Linked DNA regions of Homo sapiens: region 1 is linked to region 2. A link is a contact called in ENCODE Hi-C or POLR2A ChIA-PET data. All regions are on one chromosome and are shown on one strand. The core of a region is the stretch at or near the end of the contact, and the rest is flanking DNA. Distances in the headings are between cores, read along the strand shown. Region 1 overlaps ZC3H12D (zinc finger CCCH-type containing 12D). Region 2 holds the start of LATS1 (large tumor suppressor kinase 1).

Region 1 (6,469 bases), core at 1,722-4,221, 250 kb before region 2:
AAAAATGAAGAAGATAAATATCCCTTTCGCTACTGAGGCTGAACTCTGAGGCTTGTACAGTGAGGAGAAAATATCAACAGGGATATCTGTGGTCAAAAGGAAGAGGAAGGCCGGGTGTGGTGGCTCACACCTGTAATCCCAGCACTTTCGGAGGCCAAGGAGAAAGGATCACGAGGTCAGGAGATCGAGAGCATCCTGGCTAACACGGTGAAATCCTGTCTCTACTAAAAATACAAAAAATTTAGCTAGGTGTGATGGCATGCACATGTAGTTCCAGCTACTCGGGAGGCTGAGGCAGGAGAATCACTTGAACCTGGGAGGTGGAGGTCACAGTGAGCTGAGATCGCACCACTGCACTCCAGCCTGGGCGACAGAGCGAGACGCCATCTCAAAAAAAAAAAAGGGGGGGGGAAGAGGAAGCAGATCGCTGGTCCTTTCCAGCCCAGCAGAAGCTGAAAAAGAGGGAAGATGGAAGGAGGAGGAGGTCCTCACCCCACCCCCCAATTCCAGCTCCACCCAGCCCAACCATAGGGGAGGGGGAGATGGAGAAACATCAAGACTGTGAACAAGAGGCTGAACCTTTGTTTTTCAGCACAGACTGGGCAGGCTGCAAGCCCCTCAGAGAAACCAGGTTTCTGCAAGGCTGCCTTGGAGGAACATGACTTGGAGGAGAAGTGAGTCTGAAGCCACACCCCATCCCTCGCATGACCCCAGGCCTGGTGGACTGTCTGGGGATGGACAAGCTGGCACCAGTGAGCAGAGAGCACTTTAAGCCAGCATGGCTCCCAGAAGGCCACTTCCATGTTTCCCGTTTAGAGGCCAGGCCAGCCCAGCCACTGTGCAACAGAACCCAGTGAGGGCCCCAGACCCCTTTTCCGGCCAATATCAGGTCTCAAAGGCCCCAGAGGCCATCCGAGATGGGAGGGGGCGGAGAGGAACCACAGAGCCTGAGTCGCCCAGGAGACAGAAGAAACGGAGGCCCCACCTGATGTACACTGGCAAACGTTAAGATGTACCCTCCCCTACCTAAAAAAGAGGGGAAGATATCGTGCCTGTCATAGAAAATGAGGTCCGTTTTCTGTGTCCCTGAAGCAGTAAAGTGAACAATTGATGACACCCTCCCTCACGTCACCCCCGAGACACATGCATCTCTTCAATGTAGTCAAGTCCACCCTCAGTTAATTCTCAAGGGAAAATAGCACCACCACAATTATTTTAAAACTTGTTTCTTGGCTGGGTGCTGTGGCTCACGCCTGTAATCCCAGCACTTTGGGAGGCCGAGGCGGGCGGATCACGAGGTCAGGAGTTCGAGACCAGCCTAACCAACATGGTGAAACCCCGTCTTTACTAAAAATACAAAAATCAGCCAGGCGTGGTGGCGCATGCCTGTAATCCCAGTTACACAGGAGGCTGAGGCAGGAAAATCGCTTGAACCCGGGAGGGAGAAGTTTCAGTGAGCCGAGATCAAGCCACTGCATTCTAGCTTGGGTGACAGAGCAAGACTCCATCTCAAAAATAAAATAAAATAAAATAAAATAAAATAAAATAAAATAAAATAAAATAAAATAAAAAAGCTGTTTCTTAATTGCTGCTCTTTTTTCAGGGTCTCCTTCCATATTTGCATTTAACCATTCACAAGCCATCTCTGACACCTTTGGTGGGTGTAGGAGGCAGTGTTCAGTGGTGAGAGACAGGAAGGGAACCTGGACCCTGGCAGAGCTCTCAGTCGCCCTGGGAGCCCACTCCCCAGCACACAGACAGGAATGCACACACCAAAGGCATCCACTCATCTGCACGTTCCTTCACAGACTCAGTGCAATTCCTGAATATCTACTACAAGGCTCTGCACTGCATGCTAAGAAAAGACATCACCCCTGCTTCTTGGAGCTCTTTTTTTTTTATTTAAGAAATGGAGTCTCATTCTGTTACCCAGGCTGGAGTGCAATGGTACAATCATGGCTCACAGTAGCCTCAACCTCTCAGGCTCAAGCAGTCCTCCCACCTCAGCCTCCCAAGTCGCTGGGACTACAGGTATGCACTGCCACACCTGGCTAATTTTAAAAATTTGTTGTAGAGATGAGGTCTGGCTATGTTGCCCAGGCCGGTCTTGAACTCCTGGCCCCAGGTGATCCTCCCATGTTGGCCTCCCAAAGTGCTGAGATTACAGGCATGAGCCACTGCGCCTGGCCTTGGAGCTCATTTTTAAGATCTGTAGAGGGTTCTGTCTGCCAGGGCACTTTGCACGTTTTGCCTCATTTAATCATTACAAGAAGCCCTTGAGGAAGTGACCTTGTCCCCATTTTACCCTTGAGGAAACTGAAGCAAAACAATGTGTCCATCTCTCTGATCTAGGGGCAGCCCTCAAAGCCTGACCCCTTAGGCTGCAAAACTCTTCCTCCCTAGTCTCCCAAAGACCATTGATTCCCCCCAACTCCATCTATACCTCAGGATCCAGATGGCAGTTCTTTTGGAGGAATAGTAACCCACAGTTTAAATGCTCATGCTTAGAAAAGGCACCTCATGCCCTTATTAACCAACACTGTGAACCAGCTCATCAGGCAGCAAGCCGAGAGCCAGGCCCTGGGAAAAGGAGACAGGAGCTGGGAGTTTTGTTTTTGTTTTCTGTTTGTTTTTGAGACGGAGTTTTGTTCTTGTTGCCCAGACTGGAGTGCAATGGCGCAATCTCAGCTCACCACAACCTCCACCTCCCAGGTTCAAGCGATTCTCCTGCCTCAGCCTCCCGAGTAGCTGGGATTACAAGCATGCATCACCACACCCAGCTAATTTTGTATTTTTAGTAGAGACGGGGTTTCTCCACGTTGGTCAGGCTGGTCTCAAACTCCTGACCTCAGGTGATTCGCCTGCCTTGGCCTCCCAAAGTGCTAGGATTACAGGCATAAGCCACTGCACCCCACCAGAGATGGGAGTTTTGAATAACCAAAGGTACAAAGAGGAAGTGGGTTGGCACCCAAGGCAAATTTTGCCTGCCTGACAACTGTGCCTGGGGTAGCTGCAATCAGAGTGCCAGCCAGTTTCAGTAACTAGACAATCCAATTGTACACCACTGCATCTTTGACTATTGCCAAGTAGTTCCTGCAGAGGCTAGGGGCTCCCAAAGCAGTCACATATGGAGGAAGGTTGTGGCTATGGGCAGGAGGAAAGAGAGGAGCAATGATTCCTCAGGGGTCTGAGATGTGAAGGGAAGCTGCTCTTGCCACTCTGTTTCTTACTGGGGGTTCAATTGCAAACACTCTGACCCTTCTCACCAGGAGATCTCTCCCCAGCTCAAGGCAGGGGAAAGAGACCGTGAGCAGGGGCTGATCTGGGAGCTTTCGCCTTACAAGAAATGGGTGCAGACAGGCAGGAGCCCAAGGCTAACGTCAGACAGAACAGAGTCAGGGTCTCAGAAGCAGGTCTGACCCCCAGCCCGGTCATAAACCCCCACCATTCTCTTTCTTGCCTGCTGGGAACCCACTGAGGGGGGCATGATGAAAACTGAGAGGTATGATTTCAAGCCTGATCTCTCTCTTCCTTGGAGATCCCTTACTCCAGCACAAACCAGAGCCTGCAGAGTGTCCTGAGAGTGTAAAAATGTAAACAACAGCCAAAGCAAAAAGCCCTGTGCACTCCAAAATGAGGACACATTTACATGAAACCCTACTCTGGGGCAGTAAGAGGATGTGAAATTATCAGGTGCTTTCCCCCCAAGGTTGTACTTTGAATCCCGCCTTTTCTAGATTTGCCTACAGAATGTAAAACAGGCTGGGCACTTGTGAGTCTGCCCACCCTAGGCAAGAAAATGCTGCAACTCAGCCGGGAGCGATGGCTCAAGCCTGTAATCCCAGCACTTTGGGAGGCCGAGGCGGGTGGATCACTAAGTCAGGAGATCGAGACCATCCTGGCTAACACGGTGAAACCCCGTCTGTATTAAAAGTACAAAAAAATTAGCTGGACGTGGTGGCGGGCACCTGTAGTCCCAGCTACTTGGGAGGCTGAGGCAGGGGAATGGCGTGAACCCGGGAGGCGGAGCTTGCAGTGAGCCGAGATGGCGCCACTGCACTCCAGCCTGGGCGACAGAGCGAGACTCCATCTCAAAAAAAAAAAGAAAATGCTGCAACTGTTGGCTCGTGAGAATTCATGCTCTTCCCACACACCATGATGCCATTTTGAACACGCTTTCAATGAAAGCTGCCTTCTTTTTAAAAAGTTGCTGGACATTATTCTTAAAGCCAGGTATCTATGGACTCAGGTATTCAGCTGAATGACCCGAGCTGATGTCCCTCTCTTTCTCACGGAAACACACACACAGCCCTACCTTTAAGGTATGGAGACTGCACTGAGAAATCAGTCTTTGGGCTGCTAGTCCATGAGAGCTACTATTTGAGGCACATGTGGCACCCTGAGGGCATCCTGGGCACCAGCCCTGCAGAGGGTCCCTGTGAAGGGAGTGGGGCCTCACACCTGCCTGCAGCTGACAAGTCCAGGGCTTGTCAACTGCAGCCAGAGCCCGCCTCTGGGTCAGGGTCTCCTACCCTGTGGTCCTTTCCTAGGCCGGGGGAGAGCAGAAGGAATGGTAATGTCTGGGGGGAACATGGGGCATTGGAGAGAGCACTGAATCCAGAGCTGGCTCTTCTTGCTCTGTGACCTCAGGCAAGTTACTTACTCTCTCTGAACCTCTAAAGAAGAGAAATTCCTTTACGAGAAAAATGTATTGACCAGGCGCGGTGGCTCACACCTATAATCCCAGCACTTTGGAGGCTGAGGTGGGTGGATCACTTGAGGTCAGGAGTTCAAGACCAGCCTGGCCAACATGGTGAAACCCAGTGTCTACTAAAAATACAAAAAATTAGCCAGGCATATTGGCACACACCTGTAGTCCCAGCTACTCGGGAGGCTGAGTCAGGAGAATTGCTTGAACCCAGGAGGTAGAGGTTGCAGCGAGCCAAGATCTCACCACTTCACTCCAGCCTGGGCAACACAGTGAGACTGTCTCAAAACAAACAAACAAAAAACTACAAAAATTAGCCAGGTGTAGTGGCAGGCACCCGTAATCCCAGCTACTCAGGAGACTGAGGCAGGAGAATCAACTGAACCCGGGAAGTGGAGGTTGCAGAGAGCCGAGATTGGACCAATGCACTCTAGCCTGGCAAAAGAGCAAGACTCCGTCTGAAGAAAAAAAAAATAAAAATAAAATGTATATATTTATTTCAAGCATATGTAAAATAACCACCTTGAATCCTCACCCATTAGAGATGAAAAGGCCTTTTAAGGTTTAGTCCAACATCCTAATTGTGTAAATAGGGCTCAAGCCAGGTGACCTACCTAAGGTCACACAGCTGGATGGCTGAAAAGGGACAGCTGTACAGTCCAATCTACAGCCACTTGCCACACCTGGCTATTCACATTTAAGTTAAAATTAATTGAAAAAATAAAATATAGAAGCCAGTTCCTTGGTTGCACTGGCCACATTTCAAGTGCTCGAACGTCACACGTGGCAAGTGGCTCTGTGGGGACAGGGCAGGGGTGGGCCTTGCCCTCACTGCGGGGAGTTGTGTTGGGCAGCCCTGGCCTAGCGGTCCTGTACTTCTGACTTCCCTGGTTTCCTTTATGGGGTACAGCAAGAGGTCCAGCAAAACTGGGGGCAGCCATAGGTCTGTTTACCAGGTCCCCATCTTCCACTCTCCCCACATCATCACTTGGAGTTCTCATTACGTTGACCCACCTCTTACAAAATGAGGAATGATGCCAGTAGTCCTGCTTAGGAGAGCCCATTTCTGTAAAAAGCACTGGGCCAGTGGCCCACTCTGTCAACCTCCAGAGAGCAGCAGCCAGGTCTTCTGGGTTCAGCCAAGCACGACCAATGGCATTGGGCTAAACATTCTAAAGCACTGGGGAAAGAAGCCCACAGAAACTTCTACCTATTGTGTCATGGCTAGGAAGCACAGGTGGGGGTCAGGGTCTGATTCCAGCCAGTGTTGACCATAGTCAAGCCTGTCAAGTCCTTTCCTGTGTAACTGAGAGGGTCAGAACAAGAACTGATGGCCCACTCTCACATTCTCTGTGCTAACAGGGGACACATGGCCTAGTGCCTCCTGAAAGGCAGAGGAAAAATAAATCCCTGGCCACAAAGCATAGAATTATCTGTAATGTCTCATTCTATGTCAGTGGGTTATCATATTTTTGGGGATGACAGACCCTTTAAGTGTCTATTGAAAGCTGTGACTCTTTCCCCCAGAGAAACACATATATGTACACAGACATGCCACATTGTGTATATCATTTCAGGCCATTGCTGGCTTTGAAGATAGAAGGGGCCATGAGCTGAGGAACACAGTCTCTAGAAGCTGGAAAAAATAAAAAAGACTCTTCTCTAGAACTTCCAGAAGGACACTTCCAGGGGACAGAGCCACAGCCAGGAACAGGCACACTGAAGAACATTCCTGCCAACAGGAGCCACACTTCTCATCCG
Region 2 (6,619 bases), core at 3,742-6,241:
CTCACCCAACACACACTTCACAGGTGGCCGAGTATGATAATGAAAACAATGGATGAGAGTTCCTTCCAAATAAATCAAGGTCCAATCTCCCCTCCAAAGCAGAGAAGTTCTAGAGTAGCAGTCATTGCACATGCCTAACTTAACCATACATAAAAGTCGAAATCTCTGTTACCTCAATTGTATTATTTTCTTTTTTTTTTTTTGAGACAGAGTCTCCCTCTGTTGCCCAGGCTGGAGTGCAATGGTGCCATCTCGGCTCACTGCAACCTCTGCCTCCCGGGTTCAAGCAATTCTTCTGCCTCAGCCTCCCAAGTAGCTGGGATTACAGGAGCCCACCACCACACCCGGCTAATTTTTTGTATTTTTAGTAGAGACGGGGTTTCTCCATGTTGCCTAGGCTGGTCTCGAATGCCTGACCTCGGGTGATCCACCCGCCTTGGCCTCTCAAAGTGCTGCGATTACAGGTGTGAGCCACCATACCCGGACAATTGTAATATTTTCATTGGCAGCACCATATATGATGCTCAAAATGTTTTTTCTTTTTTTCTGTTTTGTTTTTGTTTTTTTGAGAAGGAGTTTCTCTCTTGTTGCCCAGGTTGGAGTGCAATGGCGTGATCTCAGCTGACTGCAACCTCTGCCTCCCGGGTTCAAGCAATTCTCCTGCCTCAGCCTCCCAAGTAGCTGGAATTACAGGCATGTGCCACCATGTGTGGCTAATTTTTGTATTTTTAGTAGAGATGGGGTTTCACCATGTTGGCCAGGGTGGTCTTGAACTCCTAACCTCAGGTGATCCACCTGCCTCGGCCTCCCGAAGTGCTGGGATTATATAGGCATGAACCACTGCGCACGGCCTCTTTTTTTCTTTTATCATTATTACTTTTTTTTTTTTGTGAGACTGTCTCACTCAGGCTGGAGTGCAGTGTCGTATTCTGGCTCACTGCAACCTCTGCTTTCCAAGTTCAAGTGATTCTCATGCCTCAGCCTCCGGAGTAGCTGGGACTACAGGTACCCACCACCACACCTGGCTAATTTTTGTATTTTTAGTAGAGACAGGGGTTTGCCACGTTGGCCAGGTTGGTCTTGAACTCCTGACCTCATGTGATCCACACACCTCAGCCTCCCAAAGTGCTGGGATTACAAGCATGAGCTACCACGCCCAGCTATTATTATTTTTGTAAATACAGATGGAGATCTTGCTAGGTTGCCCAGGCTGGTCTCAAACTCCTGAATTCAAGTGTTCCTCCTGCCTCAGCCTCCCAAAATACTGGGATGATACCATGCCTGGTCCACAAAATGTTCTGAAAGATTCCATTGTGACATAGTATTGTGCACTCAAACTGTCATTCAATAGACAATGCAATTAAAGGCATAAGTAATTATTAAATTCAAGCAAGATCACAGAATTTTCAAAGGTAAGACAGACTCAAAAGTCTGCCAAAACTTTTGGAGTTATCTTCAGAAGAAGCTGTTTAATTTCCAGCAATAGGTAATTCAATTAAGAAGAAGAAAAAAAAACTAAGTAAGCAAAAATGAAAGGCAAGCAAAACCCCAGTATTCTTCAATATACCTTAAAATTATACACACAATCATAAAGACAATATAGGTTAAGATAATTAACTAGCATTATGAAAAGCAGCCTGTTATCATGATGTTGCATTAACTAACCGAAGTAATTCAGAAGGATCCTAGATTCTGAATGTGAATAAGGCTGAGACTCAAACTTTATTGTGACAGACGAAAATGGTATACAATTGAATGAATAAATGTATGCTATTATTAATAAAAGCTTTATGTTTACTTTCTTCCTGCTAAAAAATTGCTACTAAATAGATGGCTTATCTTAGATTTAGTGGTATTTCAGAATTGATAAAGTATGATAGTTCAACCTTATTCCTTTAAATACCGATATTGAATTTCATCATGTAGATGTACTATTTTTTATTTATTTATTTATTATTTCTTTATTTCTTTATTTATTTTTGAGACAGAGTCTCACTGTCGCAGGCTGGAGTGCCGTGGTGCCATCTCAGCTCACTGCAACCTCCGTCTCTCGGGTTCAAGTGATTCTCCTGCCTCAGCCTTACAAGTAGCTGGGACTACAGACCCGCGCTACCACACCGAGCTAATTTTTGTATTTTTAGTAGAGATGGGGTTTCACCATGTTGGCCAGGCTGGTCTCGAACTCCAGACCTCAGGTAATCCGCCCTCCTTGGCCTCCCAAAGTGCTGGTTACAGGCGTGAGCCACTGCGCCCGGCTAGATGTACTATTACTTATAAATCCCTGACTGATGGACATTTAGGTTGTTCCTCATTTTTTTGCTAATGTAAAATAATACTGCAAACTGGTAACTTCAATTATACTGGTAATATTCTTGTTCTGAGTTCAGGTGGTAAGTTCATGGATGTTCATTTTATTATGCCTCATAGTTTAATAAAATGAACATATGTATAATATACATATAGCATATTCCTTGCACATAACGAAATTAGTTAATAAAAAAATTGCTGCAATAAAAATTCTTGTGCACACATTGCTGAGCATTTTTCTTAAAATAAATTCCCAGAAGTGGAATTGCTGGATCAAAGAGAATACATATTTAAAATTCTGATACTTATTGTCAGAATGCCTTCTAGAAAGTTATACTAATTTTATAATCCCCACAACAAGGTATGGTTAATACTGGCATTACTAAATCTCAACAATCTTTGCTGCTATGACATGTGAAAATTCAAATTATTACTAGGCAAAAAGAATTTTTAAAATAATTCTTCAAAGCAAAACTGCTTACCTTTTTAACCCACACTACGATGGGGCCAGATTCGTCTTAATAAACAATTCTGATCATGTCACCTACCTACCCCATAACTTTCAATGACTTTAATCTCATGGTTAAAGTAAGAGCTCTGGAATCAAACTGCCTGGGTATGACAGATCGCCATTTTTTTTTTTTTAAAGTTCAGACCCTCATCAAAAATACAAACATCAACAAACAAGTATCATTGATTAGTTTGTCCAACTTAGGAAAAAAAAAATGATACCATTACATAAGATTTCAAAGTGTTAATTTGGGTTGAATTAAGTTTATCAGAAAGGTACCCTGGCTGGGTGCAGTAGTGCACCTGTAGTCCCAGCTACTTGAGAGGCTGTGGTGGGAGGATTGCTCGAGTCCAGGAGTTGGAATCCAGCGCAGGCAACATAGCGAGTTCCCATCTTTAAAGGAAACTGCATACTGACATTTTCTTCAGTTCACTTTCTAATAATTGTCAGATCAAAAGTGAAAGCAACGCTGTATCTTCATGCTGAAAAATGATTGCTGTTCCTACTTAGCGAAAATGTTATTCAATGACTAAATAACTTTTGTGATGTATAACAATCTCCCATTGATGTAAATAAAACATCTAAAATAACCAAATAACCAGGGTTAGAACAGTTCCAACACTATTTATATAGAACAAGGACTTGCAATAAAAACAAAACAAAAATAAAAACGACCTACACAATGAAAGCCAGATATTATACATTAAAAATGTAGTAGAAGTATTTTTTGGTGAGCAGCAAGGCATATTCCATCAATATTTAGGCATAGAATGTGCCATTCCAAGCATGGACCATGATCTAGTTTCTTGCAGTAGCAGCCAATTGGACTAACACAATGCTACTTCTTTTACTGTTCAATCAAATTCCTCCACTGCCTTAAGGAATCAACTACCCCATTTTACCGTCAGAGATAATAAGCTTTGTTTTCGTAGCACAGAACATTCACTCCAATTATAATGTCCTACCTTTTCTTCCTCATGGAGGAAATTTGATAAAAAATTAAGTTTATCAGAAACTTCTGATAAACTGATAAACTGATAAATTTATTAACCTTCAATAAATAATTCATAAAGTTCAAACAAGTTTCATGATCGCTAACATTCAAATCCATTTCCAAAACTGGAGTTATACAATATTACTTCTGTGCATGAGATTATACTTATTGTTCACTAGATTTATGAATAACTTCTGGAGGATGATACATGTTTTAAAAGCCGTATTAACATATGAGTTGACAAACATTAAATTTTGTTCCCTTAGAAATTGACAGAGAAGTCAGAATGGGGATAAATCAAGTCATCTGAGGCATTCATTGAGCTACAAGCTATTTCAGGTTATAAAAAACACTGTTCCCTTAATTGTCGTTCCTTCATTTGCTGTATTTATATACACACTCCTACTCCATAAAGACCTCTCCATCTCTCCCACCTCTTCCAACTATGAACAGTAACCTAAAATCACACTGAACTAGACGTAAGAGACTCCCAGGATTTCTCTAAGGTATACCCAGGATCAAGGCCCTCTGGGATCCAAAGAACTGTAGCTCTTTTACTGCAATTTTCCTTCAGAACCACCTTTCCCGTTCCTTCCCTCCTGGACACCGCCGACTCGCGTGTTGGGGGTGGGGTGGGAGACACGCCGCCAGAAAGACAGGCTCTACCCAGCCAAACCTGCACCTCCGAGGCCGAAAAGCCTGGGGCTCTTCCTGCAGCACCGGGCGCGGCCAACCCTCGCTTCCCCAGGGCAGGGCTCAGCTCGGGTCAATGCAACCAGCCAAGTCAGGCCCGGAGCGGGCCGGCTCTGCCCGCCAGTCCAAACCTCTGGACCCTCGCCAGCGGGGATGGGCGTGGGCCCCGGCGGCCACCGCCCCGCCAACTCGAGCACTGGAGGAGCGCACCCGCTACGCCAGCCCCGGACCTACCTGGAGGGGAGAGCAGAGCTCCTGGACAGCGGCCACGGGCCTGAGGGCGGACGCTGAGGCGGCCAGAGTCCGTCCCAGCAACCCCAAGTATCCCTGGTGGGGCAGAGCGGGGAGACGAACGGGGGGGCTGCCGCGGGCCAGCGCGGCCCGTCCCAGGGGTCGTGAGGACCTGGCTCTCCCCTTAACACCAGGCCACCGCCGCCGCCGCCGCCATTTTGCCTTCCACTCAGTGTCGCCGCCGCCGCACTCCGCTGCAGGTTTCCCGGATGTGGGCATTTCCCGGCGTCGCTTGCGCGGGGGCCGAGGACTGGGGGCTTTTGCCCGCCCGGCTGCTGCGAGGGAGCGCGCAGCCTGCGGCCTCCGGGCTTCGTTGCGTCGCCCGCAGCTCTGATCGTTCGTGAGCGTCGCCCCACGTCGCTCCCGCCTGCCCCTGCCCATACGACTCGCCCGCGCCCGTGGGTTAAGGCTGTCTCCCGCCCAGCCTACTTGGTTGATTCAATCCTTTTCCCCATTGATCTATTTCTCTGGACCGAGTAGGGATGTGCATTTCACGGAGCTACGTTCTCAGAAGGGAACAACTGAGTTGCTCTGGGAAACCTCCCTGTGGACCTCAGAATTCCAGATTTTTGGCGCTTTGAAATAAAATTTTATTCTTGCTTAGCGTTCTTTCCCCGAACAAGCCGGTGAGCTTCCAGCATCTGTATTTTCTGAATCCGGCAGATAAGAAATGCTTGAGCCAGGACCGATTGATTAGCAGCGGTTTAGAGATCTTATCTGTCAACCGCATCCGTAGAAGGAGATCGTTATTGCCATAATTGGAATACCGGTGACGGTGTGACAAGAGGTTTTACTTCTGGTTAAGCTGAATGTAAAGTGTGGGATGGGATCGTTGGGTTTGATGTATAAGGTACGGTCCACCCTTTGTGAAGATCGCCTTTGCCAGTTTTTCCTCTAGGAAATATACAGTTAGTGTTTTCAAGTACCTTCTTTCGTAATTTTTCTACTACAGAGTACAAAAAAATTAAAGACATCTTTTTCTGACGTTAAAGTAATAACTGGCTACTTACTGTATCTAGAAATCCAAATGTGAAAACCCGTTAAAAGATTATGTTCCGGACGGGCGCGGTGTCTCACGCCTGTAATCCCAGCACTTTGGGAGGCCGAGGCGGGCGGATCACGAGGTCAGGAGATCGAGAACATCCTGCCTAACACGGTGAAACCCCGTCTCTGCTAAAAAATCCAGAAAAATTTGCCCGGCGTGGTGGCGGGCGCCTGTAGTCCTAGCTACTCGGGAGGCTGAGGCAGGAGAATGGCAGGAACCCGGGAGGCGGAGCTTGCATTGAGCCGAGATCGCGCCACCGCACTCCAGCCTGGACGACAGAGCGAGACTCCGTCTCAAAAAAAAAAAAAAAAAAAAAAAGATTATGTTCCAAGAACATTTGGTTGAAAGTCTATTTTCTACAAGCACAGAGTTTGTAGAAGGCAATGTGACCCAAGGTGGGTCACTAAAGAGCCCCAGGGCTTACTTTCTTCAACGTAAGGGTGCCCCATAAAGACCTTTTCAGCCCTAAAATTATATGAATTATAGGAATCTAATATGTCCACAGGTCTGCTTGCCCTATCCAAAAGGATTATGCATCTGGAAGGGCAGACTGCCCCCAGAATCCTGTCACGTCTGTCATCAACCCATGGTACTTAAGCTCCTCAATGCTCTCTAAACCTAAAGGAAAGTATCTCCACAAACTCTAGTCTTTGGGGAAATTCCTAGATAATTCAGGGAGCTGAGTAAATTGCTCTGTGTAGGACTAGGAGGCTTACTCCTGTGAAGTAGGGCGAGAGATAAAAGAGCAGGGAAAGCAGAGGTGGAATGATCAGGAAGA

The links. A loop is a pair of places that touch in the nucleus more often than their neighbours do. ChIA-PET counts read pairs that join two places held with the same protein, here RNA polymerase II (POLR2A). Pooled maps may share reads with other maps.
Region 1: a pooled map shows a loop between it and region 2 (4-fold over the local background). The contact joins the enhancer-like site here to the promoter of LATS1 in region 2. A Hi-C loop is called at or near these places in 3 of 37 single-sample maps with no recorded cell type and 4 of 50 pooled maps. POLR2A ChIA-PET finds 5 or more read pairs at or near these places in 3 of 52 experiments (OCI-LY7 and WTC11).

Annotation. Positions count from the first base shown.
Region 1 is chr6:149,465,365-149,471,833 of GRCh38, forward strand. All of the region lies in intron 2 of ZC3H12D (zinc finger CCCH-type containing 12D), which reads right to left. Among named protein-coding and RNA genes, the nearest start is that of ZC3H12D, 16 kb to the right of the region's middle. RefSeq lists enhancers at 421-650, 741-790. Within about 2 kb of position 2,972, at least 4 of the 41 ENCODE cell types and tissues checked have a DNase peak (open chromatin) inside an H3K27ac peak, as active enhancers do; they include OCI-LY7, where a contact is called at or near this core.
Region 2 is chr6:149,713,110-149,719,728 of GRCh38, forward strand. It overlaps LATS1 (large tumor suppressor kinase 1), which reads right to left and starts at 4,992. Exons shown (of 8, transcript NM_004690.4): 1 at 4,740-4,992. LOC645967 (a long non-coding RNA gene) reads left to right here and starts at 4,512. Exons shown (of 1, transcript NR_134652.1): 1 at 4,512-5,787. RefSeq lists a silencer at 4,482-4,871.